Regions from separate parts of the Mus musculus genome. Here all the other regions are linked to region 1. The links are chromatin loops, found by intact Hi-C in ENCODE. Cell type or tissue: left cerebral cortex. All regions are shown on one strand.

The links. A loop is a pair of places that touch in the nucleus more often than their neighbours do. Peaks named below come from ENCODE experiments on the same cell type or tissue, not always from the same donor. Only the 100,000 strongest peaks of a DNase experiment are listed, where the experiment ranks them.
Region 2: a loop joins it to region 1, with 3 times the contacts of the local background. A loop is called at or near these places in 11 of 42 quality-filtered maps.
Region 3: it touches region 1 in a loop (2.1-fold over the local background); 9 of 42 quality-filtered maps call a loop at or near these places.
Region 4: it touches region 1 in a loop (2.0-fold over the local background); 6 of 42 quality-filtered maps call a loop at or near these places.

The regions. Positions count from the first base shown.
Region 1 is chr1:43,441,981-43,449,980 of GRCm38, forward strand. It overlaps Nck2 (non-catalytic region of tyrosine kinase adaptor protein 2), which reads left to right and starts at 3,771. Exons shown (of 5, transcript NM_010879.3): 1 at 3,771-4,047. In left cerebral cortex, a CTCF peak has its summit at 3,634; DNase peaks (open chromatin) are centred at 3,643, 4,292, 4,436 and 4,941; H3K4me3 peaks cover 3,172 bases; H3K27ac peaks cover 1,960 bases.
Region 2 is chr1:43,541,323-43,549,322 of GRCm38, forward strand. All of the region lies in intron 3 of Nck2 (non-catalytic region of tyrosine kinase adaptor protein 2), which reads left to right. Among named protein-coding and RNA genes, the nearest start is that of Nck2, 100 kb to the left of the region's middle. In left cerebral cortex, no CTCF peak of the experiment used is centred here; a DNase peak (open chromatin) is centred at 4,471.
Region 3 is chr1:43,530,795-43,538,794 of GRCm38, forward strand. Nck2 (non-catalytic region of tyrosine kinase adaptor protein 2) reads left to right here. Exons shown (of 5, transcript NM_010879.3): 3 at 2,758-2,999. The coding sequence starts at 2,774. Among named protein-coding and RNA genes, the nearest start is that of Nck2, 89 kb to the left of the region's middle. In left cerebral cortex, a CTCF peak has its summit at 1,666; DNase peaks (open chromatin) are centred at 138, 715, 4,447 and 5,059; H3K27ac peaks cover 1,074 bases.
Region 4 is chr1:43,357,593-43,365,592 of GRCm38, forward strand. No RefSeq gene overlaps it. Among named protein-coding and RNA genes, the nearest start is that of Nck2, 84 kb to the right of the region's middle. In left cerebral cortex, no CTCF peak of the experiment used is centred here; a DNase peak (open chromatin) is centred at 780.

The DNA of each region.
Region 1 (8,000 bases):
TCTAATTTGTTAAGGTAGCCCCAGGACTCAGCTAATTTCTCAGCCTTCCTAGGAACAAATGCTCTAGTCTTCTGATGCAAGGGGACAGGAAGCTCTTTGATGAGACTGTAGTGGGCAAGGAGAAAGGACAGCAGAAAGCAGTTTTTGTTTTGTTTGTTTTTTTGTTTGTTTGTTTTTTTGTTTTTTCGAGACAGGGTTTCTCTGTATATCCCTGGCTGTCCTGGAACTCACTTTGTAGACCAGGCTGGCCTCGAACTCAGAAATCCACCTGCCTCTGCCTCCCGAGTGCTGGGGTAAAGGCGTGCGCCACCACGCCCGTCAGAAAGCAGTTTTTAACAAGGTTAAGATGACACCGACACCCAGTATGAATATGAGAAAGCACGCAACACTAACTCGAAGGTGGTCGGAATGGAAGAAGAGGAGCTGGGAGGCAGGCACACACAGCTCTGCCCCAGTTTTTTTTTACTCTTTCAGCTTTTGAAGATGTGAAATAGGCATTAGAATTGCTGGGGCATAACATAAATATCAAGATCCTGTAGTGGAAAAGGAAGGGGAAGCACAGTTAAATGTGTAAGAACGATGAACCACATGAGTCATGTTTTGACTGGATGGAATTGTGGGGCTAGGGTGCTTTATTTCTAGGATGGTGGGAGGCTGGGAGATGGGCCAAGAAGAGGTTAAGATGTACTGTAGTTTCTTCTGGGAGTTGAGGTAGATTTTAGACCAGTGGTCAGTTAAGACCATCCTGGATATCAGATATTTGCATTGTGAATCATAACAGTAGGAAAACTACAGTTGCGAAGTAGAAGTGAAAATAATTTAGTGGTTGGGGGTTACCACATCATGGTGCTGGGACTGACTGGGGGCACATCCATAACACTGTATTGAAGGGGCCCAGCATTAGGAAGGTTGAGAACCGTTGGTCAAGGCTAAGCTGGAGGCTATGGGATGAAGAGCTGGCTTGGGAAGGAGATCAAGTGATCTAGCAGAGTAGACTAGCCTTCATTCAAGCAGTAAAGATAAACTGACTTTAAGACTATAGTTTAACCAGGAGTGGGCATATAAAAAATGACCTTTCATCTTGCAGGGGCTAGGGAGATGGTTCAATGATAAAGTTCTTGACATGTAAACACGAGGAGCAGAGTTTGGATTCCCAGTACCCACATAAATGCCTGGTAGGTGTGCAACCATCAGGACGTGGAGACAGGATTCTCTCCAGCAGTCTGATTAGCTACAGTAGCCAAATAGTGCGCTGTGGGGTCCAGTGAGAGCAATCAGATAGGATACCCGATATCAACATTTAGTCTTCATAAACTGTCTTAGTTTGTATTCTATTGCTGTGAAGAGAAACCATGGCAAGGCAATTCATCTCTCTCTTTCTCTCTCTCTCTCTCTCTCTCTCTCTCTCTATATATATATATATATATATCATCGATAGCTGTGTCTAACTAATCTGTCTTGTGGTGGTTGAAATAGATTTGGCCCCACAGACTCATGTGTTTGAATGATTGGCCTACAAGGAGTGGCACTATTAGGTGGTGTGGCCTTGTTGGAATAGGAAGTACATCACTGTGGGGGCAGGCTTCAGGTCTCCTAGTGCTCAAGCTCTGCCCAGTCTCCTTCTGGCTTCCTTCCGATCAAGATGTAGAACTCTTGGCTCCCCCAGCACCATATCTGCCTGCATGCTGCCCTGCTTCAGACCATGATGACAATGGACCGAACTTCTGAAATGGTACTCCAGCCCCAATGAAGTATTTGCCCTTATAAGAGTTGCCTTGGTTATGGTGTCTCCTCACAGCAATAACACCCAAACTAAACTAAGACACCTAGCTGCATATGTATCAAAAGATGGCCTAGTAGGCCATCACTGGAAAGAGAGGCCCATTGGACACGCAAACTTTATATGCCCCAGTACAGGGGAACGCCAGGGCCAAAAAGTGGGAATGGGTGGGTAGGGGAGTGGCGGGGAGGGTATGGGGGACTTTTGGGATAGCATTGGAAATGTAATTGAGGAAAATACGTAATAAAAAAAATGTGGAAAAAAAACCTAAGACACCTCTCTCTCTCTCTCTCTCTCTCTCTCTCTCTCTCTCTCACACACACACACACACACACACACACACACACACACACACTGATCTATCATCTATGGATTTAATTGGGGGCTTGCTTACAATTCCAGTGGCTTGGTCCACTGTCATCACGGTGGGAAGCTTGGTAGCAGCCAGGCATGTTGCTAGGGAAGTAGCTGAGAGCTATACTCTGATCCACTGTGCAGCAAGCACACAGACACCCAGACACACAGGTGCTGGCTAAGTTCAAAGCTTACTCCCAGTGACTCATCTCCTCCAACAAGGACATACCCTCCTAATCTAAATAGTTTACTAACTGGCCTGCAAATATATGAGCCAAGGGGAGTCCTTCTTGTTCAAATCTCCCTGGAGATCTTATACAGAATCAGTGAGAGGAGTCTGAGGCCACTTTTCAAAGCAAAAGCTTAAAAACTGTGTCCATATCGTCTTACTTATTTAGCATAAACTAATTTTAAGTAGGGCTAAACTATTGGTTAGAGTTCTGCCTTCATTGTTGTAAAGCTAGATAGTAACAAAGATGAGGTCTGTAACAAAGAACGGATGAAGCTAGCATCTCCGACTGGAAGAGACTGTTGGGTGTGCTGATTTTGTACAGGATGCCTCCTAGTGCCCTCGTGTCAGGCTACGTGCCAGGTACTTAACATAGAAGGCAGGTAAACATCTCATGTGATAAAGCCGAGGAAGTTGTGAAACACCTGTGTAAGGTGACACAGTTCAGGAGCCTACGGTCAATGGCTGCGAGGACTATAGCCAAGCTTCCTCACGTTACTTATGCCTGGGAACTTCCTATAAGAAGGCAGGCAACTTTTCTTTCTTTCTTTTTCTTTTTTTGTTACGTAGGGTGAATTGTTTCTGCCTTAATAAGGAGGAAACAAGGGCTAGGGTTGAATCTCATTAACATAAATGTGAGTCGTCCGACCTGAAAGCGGAATTTATTTGAATATCAGGGGTTCCTTTGGGGTATAAGGAGCGAAGGAGCTTGGAGAAGAAACCTCTGGATCCAGTCCTTCTCTTCGATCCAGGGTTCTAGCTTTCCAAGTTTGCTTATAGGTTAGCTACTACTCAAGTCTGGGAGAGCAAGGTTTCCTTCTAAAGCTTTCTCAGCCTCCTGTACTAAAGAATTCCTGGGCTCTAATAAACTGGCCAGGACGCTGCGGAGGCAGCTGAGGTCGGGTTTCCTCTCCTCCCCCACTAGGAAGTGGTCCCGCCTGGAGGTTGGGGGTGGGGGGGATGGAGTAAAAAAGTGTCTGGATGGGAAAGTAAATAAATGCAAGGCAAATAAATAAAGAAAATGCCCACAAGCAATTACTGGGAGGAAGTGACATTTTTATGTAAGTCACTTTTCTGACAGACACCAGGCCTGTTTGGCTGAGAGTGCCGTGGGAATGCTTGGGGGGCGGGGTAGGGAGGTCGCTGTAAGGCTCCCGACGCACAGCCGGGTGCGGAGACCACCCGGTCTCGTGGGCTGCAAGTGGCACCTCCTTATCCCTAGCAGCCCCTCCCGGGTGCCCCCAGCTCCAATCTAGAGCGGGTTACGGCTTGAAGCCCCCAGGCGGCGCTTTCCCGAGGCCTGGCTGGGACTCCCAGGTGGGTCCCCCGCCCCGCGTGCGCCGGGCTGGGCCGGCCCCTGGGCGGCGTCACGGCAGCCAGGGAGGAGCGCGGGCGGGGAGCGCGCGGAGGCGGGCGCTGCGCGGGAGGGTCGCCGCCGCGGATCGCAGGCCGGTGCGCGCGGCCGAGCGGGCGGCGGCGGCGACGGTGGTGGTGAGGAGGGCTCGGCGGCAGGCAGGCTCGGGGCTCCCGGGCCGGCGGGGTCCGCCGGGTCCAATTGCGTCCGCTTGGTGGCGGGAGGAGGGAGCGGTGCAGACAAAGAGCGGCATCTGGGCGGGCGCAGCGCGGCCGCCGCCCCGGGACTCGCGCTGCTGCCCTCCGGCCTCGGCGTGCACTGTGCGGCGAGGTAAGGCGATGGCGGGGGCTGCAAACTTGGGCCGGTCCGTGGAGTTGGAAGAGAGGGGCGAGCGGGCCGCGGCCGCCCGGGGAGGGCCAGGGAGCGCGTACCCCTGCGTACCCGGCCGGTGCCCTCAGCCCCGCCGCGGCCTGGCGTCCCCGGGCACCCGCACCTCGGATACACACACCTTCCTGCGAGCCCTCGCCTCCCTCTGCCTGGGGCTGGCGTGGGGGTGGGGCGCCCTCCGCGGGCGGACTCCGGGGACCAAGGACCCAAAGCCCTCGGGAACACTAGCAGCCCTGGCCTGTGGGCGGGCGTGGGACCGAACAGTGGCCAGGTCGCCGGGCGCGCGTGCCTGGGAAGAATAGCCTGGGATCTGAGGGCCACAGCGCTAGGAAGCGGGAGGCTGCGATGGCCGGGGAGAACTTCCAGTATTTAGAACTATTCGTGATCCGGCACAAAGCTGCTGTCACGTTCCATAAAGGAGGTCCTTGCCTCGGCGCAGGGCGCTTTTGTGCCTGGTTCCTTCCAGTCCCTGCGCCCGGTCCCGCATTTCCAAGACTTAAACCTCCTCAACCAAAGTTTTTCCCGGTTGCTCTGCCCCCTCAGTTTATTTATTCAGGGCGATTTAAGCAAGTGGTTCTGCAAGAATTTGATGTGTGACTTTTAATGCCCCGGTGGCACCTCCCTTTTGAGCGCTGTTAGCTTGGCATTGTGTGGAGAGGTTTGATTTGCAAAACGCTGTTATTTATACACAACAGCGATCCTCCCGGAAGGTGTGCGCGGGTGGTGGTTAATGGATAGCAGAGGTGACTTACAGTAGTATTGTGAACAGCTTGGGGACACAGCTGGGTGCCAAGTGGAGTGGGCCCTGCCACCCTAACCCATTCAGGTTGGCCGCTTCCTCCTTATTTGGCTCTCCTTATTTTGCTAACAGGTTTAAGGCCAGTCTTGCCAAGTTTGCGTCTGTGTGTGGGATGAACAGGTCCGAGTTTGGGCTGGAGGTGCACAGGCCTGCTCCTTGGTTGACCCAAAAAGAAACAGCCCGTTGGCCAGTGGGCGTGGCTTGCTGGTATCCTCCCCTGGAGACTTCTCTGCTCCTCTCCCAATACAGGCTTTTCTGCAGAGATTTTGAGGAGGAATGAGAATAATTTTGGGTGTGTTTCCAGCCTGGGTTTTTTTTTTTTTTTTTTTTTTTGGTATAGTTAGCAACTGTGGTTTTTCTAGTCTAAAGGTCACTACTTTATCAGAACATCTCAACTGTGCTGTGGGCACTCCCTCCATTCACTTTCCAAGTGTTTATAGATACAGAGGTAGAAACCGGACTTTCTCGTGCATGTGCCTGGTTTATGTAGCGAAGGCAGCCAGTGAACACAATGGAGAAAGTGCACTTTAGACAGATAAGGTTTTACACCTTCGGGTCTTTCCTAAGTGACCACAAGTGACAATCCTCCCTTAAACTTTCTCACCTCCTGGTAGGTTAGCGTAGTTTTGATTGAAGAACGTAAAGGTCCCAGTGACCTGAAGCTGAAATGAGAACTTTGTGCAGCTGTAAAGCTTTGACTTACAGCTTACTGCCTGTCTTGCTCTCAGTTTCTTACACGTGCTTGAACAGAGCCCCAGTTTCAGGGTTGGAAGTTGCTATGTGAGCTCTGGACACTTGATAGGCGATTTGCCCACCGATGGAGAGACGACTGACCCCCTTTAAAATGGGTCGAACTTATAAAAGGTGGTTTCCAACTCCTTGTAGGCTCTTCAGTCCATTTCCAGGCTTTCAGTTTTGCTTTCCCCATGGGTCCTTGCTTCAGTCTTCTTCCTCCCTTTCTCTTTGATCCGGGCTTATTCCTGACCTCTGTCTTGAACATTGGGGTACTGAACATTGCTGACAAACAGCAGCACCCAGGTGTTTGAGAAATGTGCTCTCATCCTTGCTAAATCTCTCCAGAGCTTTCCTTGTTGGAGCAGACCGAATGACCCCTTGAAAACAGCCCGATAGTCACTGATTGCATAGTGACCTGTAGTCCTTTATTTGATCATTTGCATTAGCTTAATTTGCCCTGGCAAGACTGGGCTTGGTTGCTTTGTAGGGCACACATGCTTCTAACTGACTGGCTTGCAGTGTGCACTGGGGCTGATGAGGCTCGTGGAAATGATTTTCTGATGTTCATAATGAGCCTTAATGACTGAAGAATTCAAGACTGCTTGTTGCAAGTGCAGAGCAGTGTAGGGAACAGTGGTTGGGGAAACTTGTAAGCTAACATTTCTTACAAAAGGACCGGGAAGCTTCCCATAGAGACTTAGGAAATTCATTTTCCCATCCAGAGGGACTTCAAATGTTGCTTTGGAATTGTTTCTCTTTCCTAAAAAAATGAGTGATAGAAACATTTCTCAAGGTGTTTTCAAAGGACATATGTGAAAAAACAATGATGCCATTTGTGTGCTGTTCTGTGTAAGTTAGGCAGCCTTTTAAAACAAGCTATCAGAGGTATGCAGCCATGGTGTTTTTTGTTTTTTTTTTGTTTGTTTGTTTGTTTGTTTGTTTTTTCGAGACAGGGTTTCTCTGTGTAGCCCTGGCTGTCCTGGAACTCACTTTGTAGACCAGGCTGGCCTCGAACTCAGAAATCCGCCTGCCTCTGCCTCCCGAGTGCTGGGATTAAAGCCGTGCAACACCACGCCCCGCAATGCATTTCTTTAGGCAATCAGAGTAGTGTAATTTTTAAAAAGACTTTTAATTTTCAGCAATTCACTTTGCACAAAGCACAGAGAACATGATGGTAAGAGAATCATGTCCTCGGCACCCCAGTTCCCACCCCACTTCCCGCCCTTTCTTTCCCCTGGAGTTCACTTCCACCTGAAATTCTCAGTCCTCCAGGCCATGACAGTGAAAACTGTTCTTTAGATCGACATAGCAGTACCACGCTAGGGTCACACTGGTATTTCCATCTCTGACTAGTACTTGTGAGTAGCCAAAGGTCCCTTTCCCAGATTATATGGCTGTCTTAAATTTCATCATCTTTTTGAAGGGCCATTTTTCTCCTGTATTTCACCATCTTCCTTCTCAACTAAGAGGCAATAACTGTGTCCTGGGACATCCAACAGATCTTTCTTGGTGGTTTCCTTTGGACATCTGTGACCTTCTTCCTAGTTGTCTTCATTATTTCTTACCCTGGTATAGGCTGGAAGGTGTTGATCATAGCATTTGATCCATAGTTCATGTGTGACAACACATTTCTTAGCACCTTGTTGATTTCTGACCTGTGTCATTGAGGTTGGTGATGAAATCAGAATCTTAGGCTCTGCTCAGAGTCACAACGACCACACCACAACATTGGTCTCTAAGACTTTTGAGACAGTGAGGGAATGTGATCTGGTGGCCTTTATTTGGTAAATTCTCTTGCACGGCAAGTCATTTGTAGTTCTGCAGTGAAACCTAAAAACAAAACCCACAAAATTCCTTTATGTCCCCCTTTCCACAGCCTGAAGGTAATCTTACATAATCCATTTTGCGCACCTGCATGGTGACTGCCCTTTGTGGAGCTAAACAAACCCCAGCCCAGAGATCTGTGGTGGGAATGGTTTTGTTCTTCTGAGACGTTTCCTTACTGTACGCTGTCCTCAAACTTGATCCTTCTGCTGAAGCCTCTGGAATGCTGGCATTGCAGGTGTGTGCCTAGCTGGAGTGTTGGAGTTTTTCAATAGATGAGGCTGCCCATGTCAGCCTGTTGTGATAGCTCTGGCCAAAGCTTTGGTTGCGTTGCTAGGAAGTAGTTATTGATTAGTACTCCCTTTCTACTGTCTGTATTTGGTTTTTTTTTTTTTTTAAAGAAGGTACACATTTACTCAGAATTTAATTGTAGGTTGAAGATCTGTAATCTGGAAATCTGGTCTGCAAATTTTGTGACTTCATTTTTCTTTATAGCTGAATAGCATCCTGCCGTATATGTGCCACATTTTTATTGTCT
Region 2 (8,000 bases), 99 kb after region 1:
CTGAGCTCAGTAGTGAGAATGGAGAAGCTCATTTACAGTGAAATTTACAGTGGTGCTTTCCAGACCTTGCGGCTCAACGTGGAACACAGAAGCATCAGTCATTGATTACTTGGGGATTCTGAACCCAAAAGACCAGCAGAAGGACAAAGAGAAATGGAGAGACAGGAAAAAATAAAAATAAAAGTAAATAAATAAAAGTGGCCTGGAGAGGAGACCTGTATGAGTTGAGTAGAGAGGGAGTGGGTGTGTTTGGTGGAAATGACAGGTGGGGACACTCCTGCATGACTGTTAAGTATAGAGAGCTCACGGCTTACATTTTTGTTGCTGCCAGAGTAAAGTACCTCAGACTGGTTCCTTTGTAAGGAAAAGAAAATGTATTAGCTGGAACGTGGTGACACATACCTGCAATCCTGGCAGGAAGATCAGAAGAAGTTCGAGGTCTGCCTTGGAACCATAGCCGAGTTTGAAGCCAGTTTGAGCTGCATGAGGCTCTGTTTCAAAATAGAGGAGGGGAAATGGCCTACCTGGTCAGAACACTTGCATTAAGACCTGAGTTTGACTCCCCAAGCCTGTGGAAAATGTCAAGTGTGTTTGGATGTATATGTGCGCCCCTAACACTGGTGGGGTGGGAGTGGGGTAGGGTGGAGCCGGAGCTTGTTGGCCACTAACCCAGCTCCAGGTTAAGTGAGAGGTCCTGTCTGAAGAGAGCAAGGCAGAACATGGTAGAGCAAGATGCCCGCTGCCCTCCTCTGACCTCCTCATGTATACTGGTGCTTATTCCCAGAGTCTGCTGTTATACATAGGTCTGGAGGCTAAGCCATGGAACATAGTTGCTTTGTTTCTGTGAATTTCGGGTTTTAGAGCCATTTAAATCATTTTTATTTGGTGACTACAGCAGAGACCTGATATTTCTGAGGTGCATAGTAAGTACCTCAAGCCAGCCTTTCCATCATTTTCTTTTTTTGATGGCTAACCTTCAGTATCCAGTCCTCTTCAGGGTTTGCTTTTGTCTTTTCTGGATGTGGCTTTGGCCTGCTGAACGCAGAACTCCTGAGCTTTGTGAGTGCTTAAGGGGCAGCTGCTCCTCCTATCTTTGATTGCAGCTAACTGAATAGTTAACACCAATAGACTAATGCCAGGGAGGGGTAACAAAATACCACATCCTGTTAGTTAAAAGCTGTCACGGCTTCACTCCCTGGCAGAAAGGGGCTAGAGAACTTTACAATAGCATGCAGGAGCTGATACACAGGTGTGGACTCCTTCTACAGTTGGGCATTGTGCTGTCGGTCGCTCTGAAGCCCAGCAGAAAGCTCCCACAGCAGAAAACCCAGGTCCCCACCTGACCTCATGTGGCTTTTCAGAGAATGATCAGCAAGGGCTTCACTTATTTAATCTTTGCCTCACCCATAAAAGAGAAGTGAGTACCTCATTTTTCAGAAGAATATTGAGTCTTGGAAGTTACTGTTGTGCTGAAGAACACACACACAGTAAGTCATGAGGTTGAAATTCAAACCCACTGAAGCCTGCCTGCACTCTCTGCCGTTCTCCAGTCTCTTAGGGGACCCCAGGGAGAAAGGAGTGAGCTGTCTAGTTGATTCCTGTGGACTGTTCATATTGGTGACTTGGTTGCTCCCTGGCTGTTGTTTCGATTTACCCTTTGTATGCATTTCAGTTAAGTTGCTTGGATGGCTCCTTGCTGCTCTCAATGGAGTTGGTGCAAAGCACATGGGCTGTCTCTGCAGGGTGCCTGATATTCGCCAGGGCATTTAAGTTTTCTGACAGGCCCTTTACTTCTTGGTTCTTTGGAGTGCTTGAGGTTTTTATCCTGTTAAGGGAGATATTGATTTGTGGCAGTGCATTTGCTGTAGAAGTCCTGGGCTTTTCTGTACTGACTGAAGTCTGCTTGCCATCTTGCCTTAGAACATGATTCCTAGCCAAGTCACTCTGTGGAACTACTTCATTAAAGATCAGGACACAGCCCAACACACCCCTGGAAAATTTTAACATTAAAGAAGCAGGACCTCAATTCTGTCTCAGATGTCCAGACTTCTCTAGAAGTCTGTCATGACTTCACCCACTCTGTGGTGTCATTACTATCTACCCTTGTGCACGTATGAGTTAAACGCAAAAGCATTCTTATTTAGAATCCATTACAACTCTGTCTCCCCAGATTGTTCACAGTAGAAACAGGCTGCCACATGGATTGCTGCTGGAATACTATGGAAACTTCTATACTGTTGTGCTGCCAGACACTCAGAATAATTCATATAATTCATATTTGTTTTTGTATCACATGCATTTCCAAGTATTTAGAACCAAAAATATAAAACAGCTTATAACAGATCAGTGGGAGGATAATTAGGAAATAGAGAAAGATTTTTTTTTTAAGTTAATAGGACAAAATCTAGGAGAGACCATGAGATGTGGGAGGGGTATAGCTAAGAAATCCTGGAGAAGCAGGTGTGGAGCTAGCAGTAGAGTGCATGAAATCCGTGTTGCTCCGCCCACTAGGCTGCCGTAGCCCCTTGTGTCTTCATGGAGGACAGAAGGTCAGATTCATTACTGTGAGTCCCTGTCTCTGTTTATAGGTTCCACACCAAAGATTCTACCAAACAGAAGCAAGTTGAAAATAATCAGGAATATTACTGTGTTTATATGAGTGTGTATAGGTCTCTGTTCTTGTCTTTAGGCCATACAATATAGTATATCATCTACATAGCACTTGCATTATAATGGATTGTTCTTGTCTTCACTATATGGGAGGATGTGTTTAGATTCTGTTCTATGCAAATAGCCTGCTGTCTTACATAAGGGATGGGAACAGACATGGTGACCGTGGCAGATCCTGGGACTTGGCCCTGGGGACCCTAAGATGGACTGTTTTTCTGGATAACTGACGTGTTGATTGCTTCTTACATCTTACCATGTGGCAACTTTCTAAAGAACTCCCCCCCTGAGCTAAAGAATTAAATCAAGCCATGGAACAGAGGGACATGAACTGAAAATGCCTAGGAATATGTAAATCTGTCTTACATGTTTCTGATTGTGTTTCCCCATATGGCCTGCATCTTTGTTAGCTTCTATCCATGTGTCTGAAAATGGTCCTTTTCTCTACTGATGTTTACCTCGGTGGCTGAGGCTCCTTAGGGCATTGCTACCTGGCACCATGCGGCTGTACGGACTGCTGAACTCCCCATACTGCTCTGAGTCCCTACTGGTTGTTGCTTTCCTCTGGCCCTGGCCTTGTGTTCACTGTTGGTGCTGTGGAGAGGGTTAAGTGGGCATCCAAAGGCTCCTGCTTAATACACAGAGAGGCCATTAAGTACAGTATAGGTGATGCTAGGCCCTATGCTACCATCAGCCAAGGTGCACACATGTGTCACCTTTTGCCTAGAGAAGTGGTTCTCAGCTTGCGGGCTGTGTCCCCTTGGGGGCAGGAAATCAAGCAACCTTTTCATGGGGTTCACCTAAGACCGTCCTGCATGTCATATATTTACATTATGACTCACAACGGTAATTTTATGATGGGGTCACCACAACATGAAGAGCTAAAGGACCACAGCACTAGGAAGGTTGAGAACCACTGGCCTCCAGGCTGCTGTTGCTCCTCTGCTGCTTCAGAATTCACAGGTTTTCCAAATGCACTCGGGTGGTGGTGGTGGTGGTGGTGGTGGTGGTGGTGGTGGTGTTTCCCAGCTTTGGAATCGAATTTGCAGGGCAGTTTTTACCAATTTTTGAGGCCGTACCAACTGTGTTTCCTCAAGGACTCTTGCATGAGTAAATGGCTGTTTGCAGGCAATTTGCTCAATTTTTTGCCTTTTGTTTCCTTTGCTATGAAAGTTGAAGCTTAGACGAAGCCAGGGGAGAAGTCCCTGTGTTGCAGCTTGCAGAGTTGACTGTGGACCATCAGCCGCCGAGGGCTTAGGGGCAGGAGCCCAGGGCTCTGGAGGACTGGGCATAGATTACCTCTATGTGCTTCACCCAGAATTGCAAGTAGTCTGTCCAGCTACCCTTGCCTTGGGAATGGTGCCTTTATCCTCCCAACACTAAAACCTTTTGTTCTGTAGGCTGAGCAGCCTATCTTATTATTCCTGAACACTGATACTTAAGCCACTTCTGACCCTGAGGCCAGGAGGAAAGTGACATCTGTCCCTGAGTGTGTTTGTAGAAGACAAATCCATGCAGCTCAGTTGAGAAAGTCCTGTTTTTCCAGTTAATTCACCTCTAAGTCTAGCATTAACTGATCAAAATCCTTGTTTACAGCAAGCCCCTAGGCAACTGCCACTGGGTTCTTGCTGTGTGCCAGTCACTCACTACACCCAGGGCTTTACCCAACTACTTAACCCACCTAGCCCTGCCATCCTCACCATGCATAGCTGCTGTAGATGATGACAAAAAGAACAAACGAGGTTCTGTAGAGTTCCCAAGACCAAGAGCTAGGCAGCGTGAGAACTGAATCCCAAGTGTGACTGGGGCAGTCCTGCAGGAATGGCGTTCGTCTGTGTCTTCCCCATGACCATTTAGTTATTTTAATTTATAATGTTTAATTTTTGTTGACTGAGTACAGTCTTAGATAGCGAAGGTGTTTTGCTGGTGGTTTGGCACCTCTAGTCATAATGGAGAATGTCACGTGTAATCTGTGCTACATTTTAACGCATATTTTACATACTCAAAATATTCATGCTCTTGGATTGGGTACATGTGTTGAGAGATACTGAATATGTATTTTCATCAAGAATTGTAATGAGAAATTAAGGTATTTTCATTGGCATCTGTGTTAGTTTGACTTTTGCTTTTTTTTTTTTTTTAATCTCTCTAAATCATTTTTCCTCCAATGTTTAAATGTTTAGTCACATTACTTACCAGCCTGCTAAGAAAAGAACATATGTGCTGGGAGTGGACATTCAAGTTCAGAACTGGATCTTCCCAGTGGAAGAGGGACTGCCTGGGCACAAAGAAGACAAGCACTGACAGCTCTCACCCAGCTCACAAATACACCCTTTCTTCCTAGCCTTACCATTCAGCTCTGAACTTGGGAGTTTTATATGGCACTCGGTAGAGTAATTCTTCATAAGGCACGCACGCCTACAAAGAAATCCCCATTAGTTTCAGAAGAAAGAGGAACCGAGTCAGGAATTAGTGCAACCCCTTATTGGCTGCACCTTCCCACCCTCACAGGCACACTGTAAGATTCTGAGCTTTCTCAAAGGGTGGGAAGGAAAAAGAGCTGTAGGACAAAGGCTCCTAGCAGTCACCAGCACTGGTTTAGAAGGGCTGACATTGTATGCAATGATCATGGTGAGATAGAACAGTGGAATTCACTAATTGAGCGTGTATTTGTTTTTGATGGATCACTGAAAACCTGCAGGGAAGAAATACATACAAGATGGCTTCCTCCCAGGGTGCTCCACTGCAGTGTTCTAATGATCCTGACATTAGGAGTTCAGCAGACTTGGGGGTAAGCCCTCACTTCTGTAAAGAGAAAAGCCCACATTGTACTTATTCCTTGGACAATGGCATTGCCCATTGTCTTAGTCAGGGTTTCTATTCCTGCACAAACATCATGACCAAGAAGCAAGTTGGGGAGGAAAGGGTTTATTCAGCTTACATTTCCAAATCGCTGTTCATCACTAAAGGAAGTCAGGACTGGAACTCAAGCAGGTCAGGAAGCAGGAGCTGATGCAGAGGCCATGGAGGGATGTTCTTTACTGGCTTGCTTCCCCTGGCTTGCTCAGTCTGCTTTCTTATAGAACCCAAGACTACCAGCCCAGAGATGGTCCCACCCACAAGGGTCTTTTCCCCTTGATCACTAATTGAGAAAATGCCTTAAAGTTGGATCTCATGGAGGCATTTCCTCAACTGAAGCTCCTTTCTCTGTGATAACTCCAGCTGTGTCAAGTTGACACAAAACTAGCCAGTACACCCATGTACATGCCCAGGACATACATGTAGAATTTGGGGGATCAACTCAGCATTGGAGAAGACATTGATTTTCATTTTTTTTCAAAGCTGGAGTTAATGTGGAGGAAAAGTTTCTGCCTAAGTTTCCTGCCCCACTCTCAGTCTCCTTGGATTTACACATTCTAGCTATCAGAGGATACATACTCTCCCCTCTATAGAGCATAAATGATAGTGACTGGAGACTTGGGCTGAAATGGGATGCTTGTTATCCAAGAAGAAGCAGGGAACGTGTTGCTGTTAGTGCCTTGCCTCTAAAGCAGTTTAGAATTCAGAATTCCTTTAAGTTCCTACTGATAGTTCCCCGGGGCCAGGTAAAGAGGATTCCCTACCAGCACAACACTGAGGTGGGAAGGTCCAGTTGTCAAGCCTTTTGCTTTGCCCTATGTTGTTCTGCCAGCCTTTGAGGAGAACTCTGCCTCTCCCTTGTCTGCTCTCCGTCTCTGTGGTTTCTAATGGCTTCTGGAGCCTCCTGCTCATGCACCCCTCCCTCCTTTGATTTGTGTCCCCTGTTCCTGCTCTCTGTGCTGAACCCAGACTTCCATATTTTGCAGCATCTCAAAGCCCATCTGCTCGTGACTCCAGATAACCTATAGTTTCTGCCAAGGACAGTCCTGGTCCTTATCTTGGTGGGCCCCTCTGCTTCCTTCAGACTTAAAAGCTACACACTCACAGGGACCTTCCCTTTTATGGTACTTGCCACCATGGTGACATTTAGTATTAAAAGCTTCTCAGAATTTTTAGTTGACTTTAATAATGGGGCCTAACTCTAATGGAGGAGATGCCCACACATTAATAGCCTCTGGTCATAACAGAATAAACATTTTAGCATAAATAAAAATTTTGGTTAAATTCGATGTAGGTTACAGATCTAATTAGTGGCAAAAGTTGTTGTTGGCATCTGTTCTTTGAGTCTTCACGAATGACTCTTCTGCACTGGTGTGTAATGTCCTAAGGGCCAGAGAGACATTCTTTCTGTTTGGCTTCAGGCTGCTCTGAAGAGCAAATAAGCAGAAATCTTTCATGAAAAGACAGAAGAAAGGCTGTTTATAGAAATGTACATTGTAGTCATAGCTGACCCTAGCTCAGTGCTTTGATGGTTATTGAGAGCAGCTATAGTCTGATAGAATGTCCCTGAAGTCTCCTGCAGCCTGTTGTCCAGGAGATCATTCATGCAGGGGTGAACAGATGTGGGAAGACATGACTCTGCCCGAATATCATTCTCTTAAGCCCACACTGATGGAGTGGTGAATAGATAGATATCAGGATACTACACTGGGCAATACCTTGTCTTCCTCCCACCTTCGGTGGTTATGTTATGGCCGAGGTGGCCTTTCAGATCCCACTTCCACCACCCTGTCAACATCTGAAAAGCGTTACTGGTGTAGTTGGGTATCTGTAGGACCAAAGCAACTGACCACAATTGTGCCTGGGCCCATTTTGACTTTGCCTAAAATTGGTTTGTGTTCAATTCCCTGTCCTGCTCCCTAAGTCATGATTGGGGTTTCTTTGATACTTTCTAAGATAGTGGCCACAATACAATGCAGTTTGACTACTCTCCACCAAGTCAGATAGCTTGCAGAACACAGGCTGCTTTGTGAGGAAAGCCTCCTGGCTGTAAATACCATCTGTCATAGATTGCTCATGAGAACTCTGGGCAGTGAAACCTAAGACCTTGTACGCTCAGAAAACAACGTGCACCACCTCGGTGGTTCATGGAGCCCATGAGCATGGTTTACGGACCGTCTGTTTGCCACCTCCTGTCTCTCCCACACCCAAACTCAGGAGGCCCCAACTCTTAAGTGTTGTTTTCCAGTTGCTTGTGCACAGACAGCACTTTGACAAATAGGCACCAGTGGTTTGGTAGTTTAAAGAAGGTGGGGGCAGGGAACGAAGATGAGGGAAGGCTGTTTTATTTTCTCTGGACTCTCAATTGATGTGACAAAATCAGCCGAAACCAAAGTTTAAAAAGAGAAAAATGCTAAAGTCAGCTTATATCACAAGGATGGATGTAGGATTCTGGGGGTGTGGTTCAGGCTGTG
Region 3 (8,000 bases), 89 kb after region 1:
AGATAGTTCACCGTGGCGGGGAAGGAAGGGCACTGGAAGCAGCTTGGTTTGTGGCCTGACCAGGAAGGAAGGCAGGGAATACTGGGGCTCAGCTGCCTTTCACCATTTTTTTTTCCTTCTGTATTTAGTTCAGGATGCTAACCCATGGATTGGTGCCACCCATGTTTAAAATAGATCTTCCCTCAACTAAACCTCTCTGGAAACACCCTCATAAAATTACCCACTACATCCTTGTGCCTCATTAATGCCCTGAAGGTTTTCTAGTCCAGTTAGGTTGACAATTTGAACACCACAAGGCACCCAAACACAACACTTGGACTGTACCATTTTACCCCTGTCCCCAGAGGCTTGTGGCCACCTCTTAATGCAAAATGCATTATTCTAACTTTGAAAGACTTCATACTCTTATCTCAACAGTGTTAGAAGTTCAAAGTCTTTTCCAAGACTTGAGACAAATCTTAGAGCATAACAAGGAAAGATCCCACTAAAACAAGACTGAATCCTAGCCAGAAAAACACCAAGTCTTGCACCTCCGTATCCCGCATCTGGGACATCTGGCCCCTCTGCCTCTAGTTTGGCTTCCGGCAGTGCATGTGGCTTTTTCTTGGCTACCTGCACTTGGTGCCTGCTGCATCCCTTAGCAACTGCTGCACATTTCTGGCCTCTCCAACACCCTGTTCTGTGGCTTAGCAGGAAGCTGTGTTTTTATAAGCCTTATGCTTTCAGCATGCACTGAAATAAACGCATCCAAGTCCTCTCATAACGACTGTTGATGCAGAAGGAAATTCAGTAGAGAGCGTTGGTTGGCTGGATATCAACTGATTTACATGATGATCTGCTCCTATTTAAAATCATTTTGGAAATTATATAATTCGGCAGCAGACCTGGTATTTAAATGGAATCCCCTCTGAACCTCTTTTTTATTACTATTGTTCTTGTCCTTGACTTTAAAGGAGATGCTCACTTTGATGCGTTTCGGGTCTAATCTGATAGAGAAATCAGATGTGTGTGCTACAAGCTATGGACTGGGGGGAGGGGGGGGGGTCCTCTGACAGCAGGTAGTTAGCTATCTGTCTCCAGCTTTGAGAAGAACTTTGAGTAAACTCTACCCTCTTGCATATTATGTGCATTATGTATACACTTTACAAGAATTTTCATTTTCCCAAATGATTTTTTTATCTAATATGGTAATTCATAAGTGAGAAGATACATATTATTTTTATGTGCCTGAATATGGTAGAATGTGTCATTCATGCCTCCATGGGTCAGGTGCATAGGTTTCCTGTGACTCTGAACTCATGAGGTAAAATCAGGGGAACTCTGTCAAGAGGAGAGAGGGGTTTGGGTCACGTATCCTGTCATTACTCCTCAATAACTGAAGGGTGTGTCCAGTCAGTAGAGGGGCTGACTATGACTTTTCTGCTGCAAGAACACTTGTGCATTTTCTACCTGAGAAGGGTACAGTTGCTGAGGTAGGTGGTACCTCTGTGTATTGTTTTCTTTCCTATCTAGTACATCCCAGATTGACGTCATCGGATTTCTACTGTTTGTTTTAATAAGAACTAGTTAGGAGACAGCAAGGCAGACTGTTCAGGGGTTCCTACAACAGAGTTCTACAGTCAGGAAGACAGTTCAGCTCCCCGTGTGGAGATAAGTGGGAGTTTACAGCCAGAGGGGAGGAGGAATATGCTGTGGAGGGTCCTGAATGAGCTCATCTAACAGGAAGCTTGCTGAAGGAGACCAGGTGACCAACCGTCACATGCAGCATGGTGGGAGTCTAGGAACCTGCTCAGGTGTCAGGGCTGGATGGTTCTTGCTAACACTGGGTGATCCAGAGATGGACACAAAAGCAATAGAGAGCAGGGTCCCAGGGACTTCAGTAAAGTTTGCTCAAAGGAGACCCTATGTCCAAATCCACCTCGCTGTCTGCCTTCAATTCTAGGAAGCATCTGCGTTTCCTCGTGCTCTTTGCCTAGCACTTAAGTAATCCACTGACAGTTGGTTTATCAGGTCACCTACTGAAGGCTATCTTTGTTTATTTCCCAGTTTGGGGAATTATGAATAAAGTGGTAAATATCTAAGTGTTGCTTTGTTTTCGAGAGTAATCTTACATTTATAGGAAAGTTGTATAGTTATTTGTGCAGAAAATTAGCCCTTAGCTAATTTCTCCAGTGTTGAAATATGATATTGAATTGTCAAAACTAATTAACATGGGTACATTGCTGTTGTTTAGGCTTTGTTTACATCTCAACAGTGTTTTCACAAATTTTCTTTGTATATTTTACTCTCCGTCTCAGGATACCACATTGGCATTAGTAGTACATTAAGTGAATCTGAGTTTAAAGCAGTAGTTTGAATGTGTTATATTTACTAAATATCTTCAAAATTCTCAGCATATGCTGAGAATAGGAGTGTAAGCGTGTCAGCTATAAGGGGCCAGTGTCACTTGTCAAATGAGCACTTTAAATATGAGATTATTATTTTGAGTGTTTTTCCCCCCAAGTTTGCATCTAGCTTCAGTAAAACGTGCAGTGTGTTTAATGCACTGAGAGGGGCTGCAGGCTTTGATTACAAAATGTTGTTTCTCAGCAGCATTAGAGCTGACGGGTAGGTCATTCTAAGGGCAAGTGCTTCAAGGGGCTGGAAGGACACTGGTGGCAGTTGTGGTCCTAGGAGCTGTCGTTGACAATTTTTCAGATCTGTCAGAGGAGAGGTGTTCAGGTAGCTAATGAGCATCTTTAAATGTTTTGCTGGCAGAAGGACTCCATGAAAGATGACAGAAGAAGTCATTGTCATAGCCAAGTGGGACTACACTGCCCAGCAGGACCAGGAGCTCGACATCAGGAAGAACGAGCGGTTGTGGCTGCTAGATGACTCCAAGACGTGGTGGCGGGTGAGGAATGCTGCCAACAGGACAGGCTACGTGCCTTCCAACTATGTGGAGCGTAAGAACAGCCTGAAGAAGGGCTCCCTGGTGAAGAACCTCAAGGACACACTAGGTGAGTGTCCATACCCACAGGAACACTCGGGATAGCACTGTTGCTTCAGCGTGTGTGTATCTGTATGTGCCTGTGTGCGTGCGTGTGTGTGTGCATGTGTATGGGGTGTGTGTGTATGTGTATGTAGTGTGTGTGTGTTTTGGGGCCAAGTGTTAATGTTGATAGCCTCTTCCTTGTGTTTTATATTGAGATCAAGATAAAGACTCTCCTTATCATTTTCTGGATAAGTTATACAGTTTGGGATCTTGGGTAAATCAACTCTTCTGTGTGCTATGGACCCCTACACAGTTGTCTGTCTCTTTGTAGAGGACCCTGACTTAGAATCATGACAAGTTCAGTAGTTTTTCCTGTCAGTGTGCCAGCCTTTTATCTTACAAACTCCCGTGCATTGGCCTCTGTGCACACAGAAGGAGAAGGCGCTTTCCCCTCGTCTTAGTTGATAGGATATTTTATTCCACAGTTTCAGGCAGTTAATGTGTAGTTGTGGTGATTAGCAACATGACATCAGAAGCCTCTCAAATGGACCCCTCCATCAGCCCTGTTTGGTTATCTCGTTCTTCACAGCTGTGCCTCTTTTCTTCCTCTGGTATATTAGTTCCTTTCTTGTCACTGTAACAAGCTGCTTGAGGTTAGGTTACTTTATAAAGAATAAGGCTTAATTTGGCTTACACTCATGGTCCAAAGTCAAGTGGCTGTGTTTGTATTGCCCTCTTGGCAAATTTTCAGTGTGGTGTAAGTACAATCTGGCAAGAGACTAGGGGAGATAGAGAATTGACTGTGTGTGTTTTCTGATACTGTTCCCTCTGTAAACACCAGTATTTATGCAGTTTCTATCACCCAAAGGCCCCACCTCTAACCACTGTGATAGGAACCAGTTTCTTCTTTCTTACATCCTCTGTAGGGGATTTAATTCAGCACACGGTAAGGAGATACATTCAAACCACATTAGTCCATAGTACCTGGTCAGACAGGGTCATACCACAGTGATGGGCAACCACACCTGAATGTGCACAGCGTGCTCACCAAGCGTGGTTACTGCTTCAGATTATCTACGAATAGAATCGGGAGGGCTCTGTGGAAGGACAGCTGAACTGAGCTGACAGTTTACAATTGTTGCCTCCTCAGGTAAGTATAAAGTTGTTTATAGGCAACAATGGCAGCTTGCCACTTGAGGTTTGTCATGGAAGTGAGCCAGTATCCTCACCTGGGCTAAGTGTCTATAGGCTTTCTTTGTGTGTTACTGAAAGAGGATTAGTTTCATTGGAGGGGGCAGGGTGAAGGAAATATGGGGAAACTGAAAACAAAATCACACTGAATGTGGTGGGTGTTGCACAGTCCCCATCTTCTTCCTTGTAGAGTCTATAAAGATCAGTGCGCACTCTTCAGTGGGTGAAGCCTTCAGTCATCGGGAGGTGTTTTGTGCTATGGTTGGTTTTTTTCAGAATGTGTGTGGCTAATGTAGACGCTGAGGCTGCTGGAAAAATTCCATTGGTTATTAGCATTCTAAGTCTTTTTCCACTGAACTCTCTCCCTTGTGTATTTTTTTTCCTTGCTTGAGACAGTCACTGGAAAGAAATGCTGCTGTCCTATTCTTAGGACTCTTAGTTAAGTATGATAAATAAAGAAGATGTTGAATGGGCTGGTGCTTCAGTGTTGTTCTGAGAATATTTGATTTTCTAGCCTCCTCTTAACACGCCCTCTGTAGTAATGTTGAGCATTGTTGATATATTTTGCCTTAAAAAAAAAATCTTGAGAAGTCTATAAACCACAAAATGCACAGGACTTGGAGGTAGAATAAGTGAGCCCCCAAGCCCTCAAGGGCTGCAGTTGACTTTCTTAGAAGGAAAGATAAGGCCTCGGTTGGAGCTCCAGCCTTATCTTTGCCCAGTGTATTCAGATTTCCCTGAGTGCGATCAGTTCCTCTTGTTTCACAACCCTAGTTACAGAGCAAACCAGCACATCTTCACCCTGGTGCTGGGCCGGCTCCCCTGTCACTGACAGACCGCCATCTAGCCCTGCTGGAACACTTACACTGCTAGAAAGGGCCAATTCCATTTTTGGAGAATACAGATTGTTAGAAAGTGCTTCCTTAAATAGAATCGAAATTTTACATTTCTCCGACTTCCTCCCCTTGGCTCTGACTCTGCCCTCCAGGGCTATGCCAAGCAGAACAAATCTCTTCAGTGAGTGACAGCTCTTCTGTGAGCTTCTGTCTCAGCTTCAACACATCGTTCTTAGGAAACATTTGCATTAAGCATGAAAGATTGCAAAAATACAGATAAGCTATGTTTTAGATATCCATATTTATTAATAGGAGTTGATTTTCATAGCCAAGGGGCCTTGGGATTTAGGGAGAAGTAGCCTGATTAATTTTTTTCCACATTTTATGTGTGCATGCACATACAGAATGGGGTGTACATGTGCCACAACATGTATGTGTGGGCCGAAGACAGCCCATGGGCATCTGTTCTTTCTACCATGGAAGTCCCAGGGATTGAACTCATCAGATCTTCAGATTTGATGGCAAGCTTCCTTATCCATTAAGCTACTTCACTGTCTTGCTCTCCATTTTTAGTACTTTGTTGTTGTGGTCTGTTCATTTGTTTTTATTACCCGTCATGATCACCTTTGCCATTGGACAAAGAGAGACCTGGTTATCTTAAGTACAGGCTTCCTGTTGAGGCAGTACCTAGAAGAAGGGGAGGCATCTTTACCACGATCTCTATGTGCAAATCTCTATGTGCAATCTCTATGTGAAAGAAGCAATAGCTTCTTTCCTCTACAGCCTGTCTTTCCCCAGTTTGTAGGCCACAGAAAGTTGAGAGTTCTTTCTGTAATTCCTCCTGTCTCCCAGATATCCCTTTTAATATAAACCCCAGAGACTAAACGTAACCATTTGGGCTTTTCTGTGCCTATCCTTGGTCTGAATAATGCCAGGGAGACTTATTTTTTTTTAACAATGGTTTTGGCCTTATCTTAGGCTTAATCCTCAACTATCTTTTATATTAACCCATTTATTCTATTAAAAGGTCTGCAATGCTGCCGATACCCTCTCCGTTTCATACTTCCAACTTCCTCTGTGGCTTGGTGGTGAATCTTCTTGTGCCTGACTCTCTTCCAGAATTCCTTCTCAGTCAGTGTCCTACCTTCTAGTCTGCCTTTTGCTATAGGCCATAGGCATTGTCATTTAACCAATCAGAAAGTGCCTTAGGCAAGCAAGGAAGAACAGAGACACTTCTTGACATAGTATGTATAAACATTTTATCCCTACAACTGTTTATGGCTTCCTGTTTAGTTACAGACTCTGGTGTGTGCTCAGAGTTGAGTTTTAGATTGGAAAGTGTCTCTTCTGTGGGGAGGTATCAAAACAATACTGACTTACACTGCCTACCCATTCTTGTAACTGAGTGATGTCATTCATGTAGGCTTTATACGGCTGTGGGAATCCACCTGAATCTGAGGGCCATGGTAGAACCCCCATAGTTCATTCCCAGTTTGAAGTAAATCACATAGGCGTCACCAACAGAGCCACAGTGCTGTGAACTGAGTTTCTATCTGTGAGGAGAGGAGATGGTGGTGTGGTGGGCCTTACCTCTCCTCCGTTGGAAACTTATGTCTTGTGTTTTCTTAGAGCTGCTTGAAGGCAACAGTATATTTGACAAAAACATCTCTTCAAAGTATTAACATTCTTTTCTTTTAATAATTTGTAGTTGAGTAAAACAATCTTATCTTACATTTTCTTTCTTGAGGGCAAAACATTTATCCACTGGATCTCCTTTCATGCTCTGATCCTGATCATGAACAGTCAAGAAAAAATTTCCATGAAGAATAGGGATTGTCAAGAGCTGGTTCAGCAGGCAGTGTTCTGACATCTCTGAGCTCAGCAGTGAGTCAGCCCAGGCTACTTCTGGCCTTGACATTACAACTTGATCTGTATAACTGAATAGGCCAGATATCAGCCTTATGCTAAAATATTTTGAGATGGAGACCCCCTCCTCCCCAGAGATAACTTTCAAAGATTTCTCTGCAAGTGCCTCAAACACAATTTTTGTTACCATTCTGGTTTTAGCTAGAACCCACCACAGCCCCAAAGGAGTTGAACCATGCCTGAGTGACTACGAACAGTAGACAAGTTAAGCAGAAGCACTGTGGCCTCTGAAAGGATGAGAGGAAAGTGTGTGTGTGTGTGTGTGTGTGTGTGTGTGTGTATGTGTGTATGTATGTGAAGAAAGGCAGAGGTCATGAGTCAGACATACCCTGATCCAGACCAGGGTGGTACATGTTTTCTTTGCTTTTACCAAGTTCCCTCTGGCAGCCCTCAGGTCCTAGGATGCTTCCCTGTCAGGGGATCCAGCCTGGTATGGGAGCCCTCTGGCAGATAAGGACCAGAGCTGTGTGAATATTAAAGTAAGTTTTACAGTGAGTTCTTAGGGAATATTAAGGATTCAATGCCTCTCTTGTGGAGAGAAATTATACTTATCAGTGACTTTCATACTTCTGTCAGGTTTGGTTTTAAAGTTTGAGGGAACTAGTAAAGAAATTTCTTTATGTAAAAGTTAAATGTTTAGTTTAACACTTGGCATTCTTATAACTAATCCCACCAAGACAGAAAGGACTTGCCTTGTAAGCTGGTCTGGTCTTGGCCTTACCATGTATCCCAAATGACCTTGAATTCTCAGCAGCCCAGCAGTCCTTCTTACTCAGCTTTCTAAGTGCTGAGATTATGAACATTAGCCACATGTGGCATCTCACGTTTTCAACATTAGGACTACAGAGTCTTTCAGGGCACCATATGCAGACTTCATGTTTGGAGAAAAGTAAACTAGTTTGTGTACTGATTATCACACCTCTCTTTTGGCTGGAATGGTCCCCTGTGAGAACTGTAGGCCAGATCACAGGGCCAGGCAATTTCTTGCCTGTTAGTACCATTAGATTTTGCTTGTCTTCAAGCATACCTGTTTCCCACAAAGGATACTTAAAACTCCTTTAGTCATTTTAAGT
Region 4 (8,000 bases), 84 kb before region 1:
TCTCGTCAACATCCCCCAAGCACTGGCAGTTCCTTTGTTCAACTCTCCCGGGTTTTCTGAAATACAAGTGTGTGGATGGAGTTGGAACATTGCACAGAGGAGAGAGTGGCAACTGGATGAACAGAACATGGGTACATGTATAGTTCAAAAATCACACTCAGACTTATAAAAAAATACATTGTTCTTATTTTTTAAAAGATTTATTTATTTATTATATGTAAGTACACTGTAGCTGTCCTCAGATACTCCAGAAGAAGGCATCAGATTTTGTTACAGATGGTTGTGAGCCACCATGAGGTTGCTGGGATTTGAACTCGGGACCTTCGGAAGAGCAGTCGGTGCTCTTAACCACTGAGCCACCAGCCCACTACAGTGTTCTTATAAATGACATTTTAAAAATCAACCCTTTTGTGAACCTAAAATATCATGTGAGGAATATAATATTGAAAAATATTCAAAAGCTTAGGATTTCACATACAAAAATAACATTCTTTTTAATTAAAATATTAGTAAGAGCTGGAAAAAGTGATCTAGAAAAATTATTAAATTTAAAAAACAATGTATGTTAATGAAACCAGGAAAAGAACATCGCTTTTTCTCTAGAAAGAGCATTAGGGATTTAAATAACCATATGTTTATTTTGACTTTTAAAAAAATGGGTCATAGATGCCAAAGAAAGCCAGGGTGCTGTTTGGCTGTATCAAATAAGAGTACAGTGTCCAGGAGACAGGCAACAATAGGCACATTGTTCGTTCCCTGGTTGGCGTGCAGCCCATCTGTAACCAGCTGACAAATGAGGCCTGCCAGGCACAGGACCCACTAGAGCGTGTCAAGCAAGAAGCAGATGCTGAGGGTTTACTCTAGAATCCTCCTCAGACACTCAGTTCACGGGTGTGCAAGTCCCCTGTACCAAATAGTGTGGTGTTTATATGTGACCTGCTCTCATTCTCCTGTAAGCTGTAGCACCGTGACATGTAATCGCATGTGAATTCTGTGTAATTAGTAGACATGCCGCTGTCTTACTTGGGGAGTCAGGAAAATCAAACTGTCTGGTAGAGATGTGGGTTTCTTTCAGTTCTTTTCATTCTGGACTTGGCTTAATCTGTAGGTTCAAACCTATGGATAAGGATATTGAACTGTGACATTAGCAGGATGTTACTGCTAGTGAAGGGCTTTGCAAACTTTCTTAGACAACCCGTAAGCTTACCAATGATTGTCTTAGCCCAGAGTGAGGCCTTGGGGGTAGGATGAGAGCCAGGACCCTCCTGTCCCGTTTGCTAGTGTAACGTAACAAGAGCACACAGCTTTACCACTTCATTCTCATTGAAAGTAGGCATCATCACCTGCTCCTTGGGTGTCAGTGTGGATCAAATTGAGGAATAAAATTCCTTTAAGTACCTATTATTTGTAAAGAACAATCAATACTCAGCCATAACTATGAAGAAGGATTAAATTATATCAATCCTGATACTACAGAGTTTATTGTGTGGTTTGGGAGAAAATAGACGATATACAAGTTTCTCTTTGTCTGTTGTTCAAATTTCTGTGGTTTCAGTTCCCGTGTGGTCAGTCATGAATGAAATGTATAGTATATAATAAAAATGAGAGAAGGGTCCCATTCGTGTCATTTTTATTATACTGTTATAATTCATTACTATTGATGTTAATATCTTACTGCTCATAATTTATCAAGTAAGATTTATCACAGGTATACATGCATAGAAAGGCATATAGTATATATCGGGTTCAATTCTATGTGTGGTCTCAGAATGCACTGGAGGGCAGCATCTTCGAATTTGTTCCTCATGGCTAGAGAGACTACTGAACAGGTGAACATAATTCCAATGTAAGGTAACTTATAAAATGATTTTAGGTGGGTTTTTGAGGTGGGGAGACTGGCTGGAGTGATAGGGCACACTGAAAATTTGCAGACTGAAGGAGGCACAAAGAAAGTGTGAAAAACAAAAATTTACCAAACACAAGACTGAACTAGGTGAAAAAGGCAAGCCACTGATCAGGCTCCATGCTAAATCCTTTAGTCAATGATCCTTACAGGGTCCTGGCATAATGGGAGATAGATTCATTAGTAAGGAGTTGACTTTCAATGTCAATGGTAAGGAAGGGCATGAGGCATAGTGACACCAACCTGAAATCTCAATATTTGTCTCATCACTGTGTGAGCTCCCTAGATTACCAACCCCCCGTCCCCCCAGGCCTGAGTATAACAGTCTACCACACACCCAGACCGTGCAGAGTCCATTCTCCTAGGCCACACCCATCCATAGCTTGGTGGCATTTGGTAACATGGGCCACTGGTCCACAATAGTGTCTATGTAGCTGAACATAGAAGAGACCGCAGGAAGTCCTAGGCAATAGGAAGCCCAGATCCTGAGTTATATTGTAGGATTGCTGCCATACCTGTAGGCTGATATTAGCTGGAATGCAGACGGGGCAAGCCTGTATTCCCTCTACCTGAGCTCAATCATCTGAGAGAGAAAGGCTTTAGCTATCTGACACAGAATCTCTAAAGGACTTTTTATCAACCTTCAGAAACTGGAATTTACAACCTCGACCCATTTTTACAAAAATGCAGACCCTGTGAGAGCATGGTGTTCAGTTACACCATGTGCTTCATACAGCCAGGAGGACTTTTTTCTTCCCTCCAAGCCAAACTGGAAAGAAAGGCTATAGTCTGAAGGTCACAGAGTATCAAACAACCAATAACAGATCCTCTCTGTCGCCCCCATCCACCCCACCCACCTCCCAACTCCACCCCTGGCTCCCTGACTGTGTGTGAGGGCTGTAGAAGCTGTGTCTCTTGGATGTTATGTTTTCTGTTTTCCAAGCTGAGGGAACAAAGGGAACAATGACCATCCACAACCCTTCATCACGAAGCAGCTGAAAAAGGATGGCCCCATGTAAACATTCAGCGTGTTTCCGAGCAGAGCCATCTGAACCGTCCACGTGGTCGTTTCGAACTGGGAGGAAATTCTCACTAGTGAATTCACAGCTCTGAGTGTTCAAGGGGGACTTTCCTTCAGATGCCAGGTTCAGGTACCTGTGGTTTTGGTTATGAGAATATATATATATATATTTCTTTAAAAAAAAAAAAAGTCCTCATTTCCCCTCATAGCTGTGGGCTAGCTACTCACTGCAAGGGTAATGCTGGCAACGGCACTGTTAGGCACCCTGGACACAACACTTTCCTTCTGGTCTCTATTTATCCCCTACACAGTACAGTGGTGATTTATCCAGTGACAATCAAATTGCAGTTTCCAAACATCCTGACTCCAGGGAGAGAGAGCTCTATTGTAGTCTCTGTCCACATGGCTGCTGCTCGCAAAGGATTAATGACTTTGGAGACTGACATTTCTGTGACCCCAGCGAGCAGAGGCTGGTCAGAAAACTCTTCTCTAAGATTTCTGTGTTGCAGATAAAGCTGTTCTGCCTCAGGGGCTGCCACGCTTTTGCCTCTTACATAAGCCAAGAGGCAGAAGATTGACACTTGTTAGGTAGCAGTTGAACCTAAAGTTAGGGACAAGCCACCCCGGTTATGGATCCTCAGGTATCAAAAGATAAATCCTGTCTGCTCACGCACGAGGACCTGGAGCAAGCTTTACATTGGAGGTAAATCCCATGTCCTTTACCTCATGAGCTGAGTTAAAGCAAGAGGGGATGGAGGGGATAAGAGCCAGGCAACCATTTAAGACAGCTGTGCCCAAATGCAAAAGACTTAGTGTGAGAAAACCTGAGTGGGTAACAGAGACTAGCACACAGCAGATGTTCAATTCAGACAAATAATGTCAACAACAAGGCATAAAACAACACATTTTTTAAAGAGAAAAACAAATAAAATCCCAAACAGTATTGACTCAGCTTCCTTCTGAGTCAGTGCTTCCAATCTGGAACACACAGCACTGCTCCTTGAGCCCTCCCCCTTCTCTTTTCCGGTTTGTGGTGAGGGCTTCTGAAGTCACTGCTTAGTTTCAGTCTGGATTCATTAGGCATGACCCCCATTCAAACTAGCTCTCTGCCGTCTCCCATCAGTAACCAGGGAAAACTCACTTCTCCATGCTAAATGACAAGAACTTCACAGATCAATGGGCAGAAAAGAAACTTCTCATTTAAGTAAGAGAAGCAAGAGGATCAACCCCTGCCCTGCCCTGCCCTGCCCTGCCTATGCCTTGATTCCGACAGCTTTCATTTGCAAGAGATCATCACTCAACCCACAAGGCTTGCACATGCAGGCTGTACTACCCATGAGGCCATGACAGAAGCAACCCCACTACAGGGCTTCCAAGCCCCCCCCCATTCCACATCCTCTGATACCCCCCAGAGAATCCGAGCAAAGGACCCCTAGCTTCCTCTCTCTCTTCCCAGATCACTCAGCTCCTTCCATCTTGGCTCTCTTCTATGCTGGCATCACCACAAAGTGCTGGTCTAGTCTAATTTGAAAGCTATAAGCCCATTAGGCTTTTAGTATACTTAGCTGCCCATGTCAGCAAACATACTTGACCCCAGACAGCATCGCTGTGAAACTGTACCTTAGCCGGTATTTGTGGGGGCAGAGAGAACCTGTTCAGAAAGTAAAATTCTAACTGTTTCTAAGAGGCACTGGAGAGCCTTTTTCTTTTCTTTTCTTTTTTTCTTTCTTTCTTTTTTTTTTTTCATCAAGAGCTTTCTATTTCTCTTACTTTAAATCCACATCAAAGTCTTGACTTCCTCGTTCACAAGATGTCACGGGTAGTAAGTGAGAGGCATGAATGTGCCTAGAGACTGCAAGGCGCTGAGAAGATGACCCCATTGCTCTCTGTGACAGATGCCAGGCTTCCCGCCTGGTCTCCCTCTGTAGATAATCAGTTCCTGGAAGGCAAAGGGAGTCTGGAAGATGCTTCTGTATCACTTCTTTTCCATTTTCTAGCACATGCCTGCTTCCAAGGGAGGAAGAAAGAAAGAAAGAAAGAAAGAAAGAAAGAAAGAAAGAAAGAAAGAAAGAAAGAAAGAAAGAAAGAAAGAAAGAAGGAAGGAAGGAAGGAAGGAAGGAAGGAAGGAAGAAGGAAGGAAGGAAGGGAGAAAGAGAGAAAGAGAGAAAGAGAGAAAGAGAAAGAACAAGCAAGAAATATATGTTATTAGAGAAGCCGAACAGCCAGCAAGCTGAACTCCTTACTAACAAATTAAAAAGAGTCTCTGGTGATTTGGAATTATGAAACAGGAAGGACAAAGTACTTTGCATACCACACAGATTTGTTCAACCAATAGAGCAGTGATCCTGGTGGCATCAAGGATCCCTGCAAGATTGTTTTCCGTCTCTGTTTATCATTCCACTGAGTAGCTATGCTATAGGGAATGCTATGTCCCCAGTGAAGTTCAAGCAGGTGTCCATGAATGAGGGCAAAAAGGGAAACTAAGTCAGGATGCTCGTGTCTGGCTCAGTTTAGGGTATCAGAAGAACAGATGCAGCATGGGCAACACAGGAAACGGACTTCCCTGAGATCCTGAGAGTGAACTACAAATTATCAGGGGAACCACTGAGCCAAAGTTTGGAGGCTGGGCTCTGGCCTCAGCTTTGCAACCTCGGTTTCCATTAATGTGGGCAAGACCATATAGGGGTGAGCTCTGAGCCTGTGGAGTTTGAAGAGGCAAATGGAGAGAGTCTCAGGCTAGGGTGCCAAGAGCAGGTAGGAGATGACCAGTTCCTGAGAGGCAGAGGGAGATGCTGAGCCATGAGGGGGAGGAGAGAGAATGTTCTCAGGATGGGGGAGTGAAAGGAACACAGGAAGGGAGACATCCGTCCTTGACAATTTGCCCAGGCTCCCTCGAGGGCAAATTCCGGGGAGGAAGAGCACACTGTCTTGTCCCAAATCTAAATTGGACTGAATTCAACCAACGTCTCCCAAGTTTAGTGGGTAGGTGCTTAGACCTATTGTGGTTAACCCAGAAAAAGCTAAAGGTTCCAGGTTATTGAAAAATGAGAGGGCCACTGGGACCACACATCACAGCCAATTTCATGGGGAGGGCAGTCTTCATGTCAAAGGAATTAGGGAAAAGAATAGAGGACCTGCTAGTAATCAGGCCTGCCTTGGTTTCCGTAGAGCCTGCTCCAGTTCAACAGGTCCTGAGAATTCAGCTAACTGCATGTTCTAAGACTACTAAGGGTTCAGATACAGCCAGCCTTCAGGGAAATGTTCTGAGTATGAATTCACCCTGGGCATTCCACTCATACAGAAAAGAGCACAGAGAATGAAGAACTAATGTGTGCCCAGCTCCTGCTTCCAATGGACTGAGTACTTGCAAATGTTGCTATCATCAACTCACCCTCTAACACTATGGGTAGATAGATGATAATAAAAGATCTCTGCAGTGGAAAAGGACAAAGCAAGGCTTCCTTCTGTTTCAGTGGAAACCAGTTTTAGGCCAAACTGAGTGTGCAGGGCTCACCAGAGCACACTGTCATCCAGATGGAGAGTAAAAGAACATCTTTTGCATCGTTGTAATAAAAAGAAATCCTGAGAAAATTTTACAGAGCAAAGAAGAGTTTGTTTTTGCTTACAGGGCCAGGGGGATAGAGTCCAGCAAGGGTTAAATTATATGGCAGCCTGGCAGTTAGGAGGCAGAGCTCACAGTTCATCCACACAGGGAGCAGAGAAAGGGAACAAGAAGTGGAGGCCAGAGCTTTAGGTCAAAGGCAGTGTGGGATGGGCAGCAGAAAGGTTCATTTTCCTGACTTTTTGCTTCCACAGCCCACCCTCCACTGCCCTTACTTAGAGATCAATATTGTCCATATAATTTCATCTTGCTAGATCCTTAGGATGGCTTCATCTCTTTCAGCTCATCTTTCTGGACAAGGAGGACATAGCACAGCTTGGGCACTAGTTGAATGCCACACGAGCTCTGCCTTAAATCAACAAGCTCTACCCGTTTCTTCTTAGGTAGAGCATCATGATCGGATCACTGTGTGGACTTGGCAGTTTCTGCAAAAGAGAAGAGAAATGCTTCCAGCTACGGATCTCTGTCTCTCTTTCTCTTTGTCTTTTAAGGAGATGAAGCCCCTGAAAGCAACCTCAGAGATGAGTTAAGGTATAAACATCTGGTATAGATCACTCCAACAGTAGCTTTGATTATAAGTTCATTTCTTTGCGGTCTAATGGAGTGCACAGAAAAGGGTACCCAGACAGGAAATTCCACTGCAACTGAAACCTTCCTGTGAGATCAGGATTAGGGTATGGAGAAAGGTGCAGCAGAGGCAAAATGGGTTATCATCTCCCTGGGAAGTATGGACCATAACTGGACACATCACCGAGCAAACTAAGCCTAGAGATGCTCTCCTGATGAGTACCAGGGTAGAGGACTCAGCAGCTTCCACTGAGCTAGCCTTCGCTGGGTATTGGGAAAGGGAAGAACACACTAGGAAAGAAAATGGCAAGAAGTTTAAGTTGTGTGTGCTGAACCCAGATCCCTTCCACTTGCACTTTATGCCAACTCAGCAGAAGCATAGCATCCTCTCTCCCAGCACTAGCGTTTGTAATCAGCCTGTCTTCCCTTCTGGGAGGATCCAGGGTATGTAGCTATCTATGGGTTGTGGGTGGACGAGTGTGTGTGTGTGTGTGTGTGTGTGTGTGTGTGTGTGTGTGTGTTCTATCTATCTTTCTATTATCTGACTAATACTGCTATCCCCTCTCTGCAAATATAACTGAAGTCAAAATGCCCCCATTCCCTCACTTCCTGTCATCTATTCTCCACTGGTAATTCCTTTGGTTATAAATACCCCAGGCCAATTTGTCATGAATAACTCCACCTCCAGGTATTTGAAACCAGATCTTATTAATCACTACATGCTAAAAATCTCCACCAAACTTAGCTTCCTAGCACAGAGTTTCTTTTCTCTCTCTTGGAAGGACCTTCAGCCTCCTCCTCAGGCCTTGGACTCTTTGCCACCCCAGCAAGGCCATAACCACCCTTTTTGTCTGTTCCCTTCATGGTAGCACGGCAGCTCTACCTAT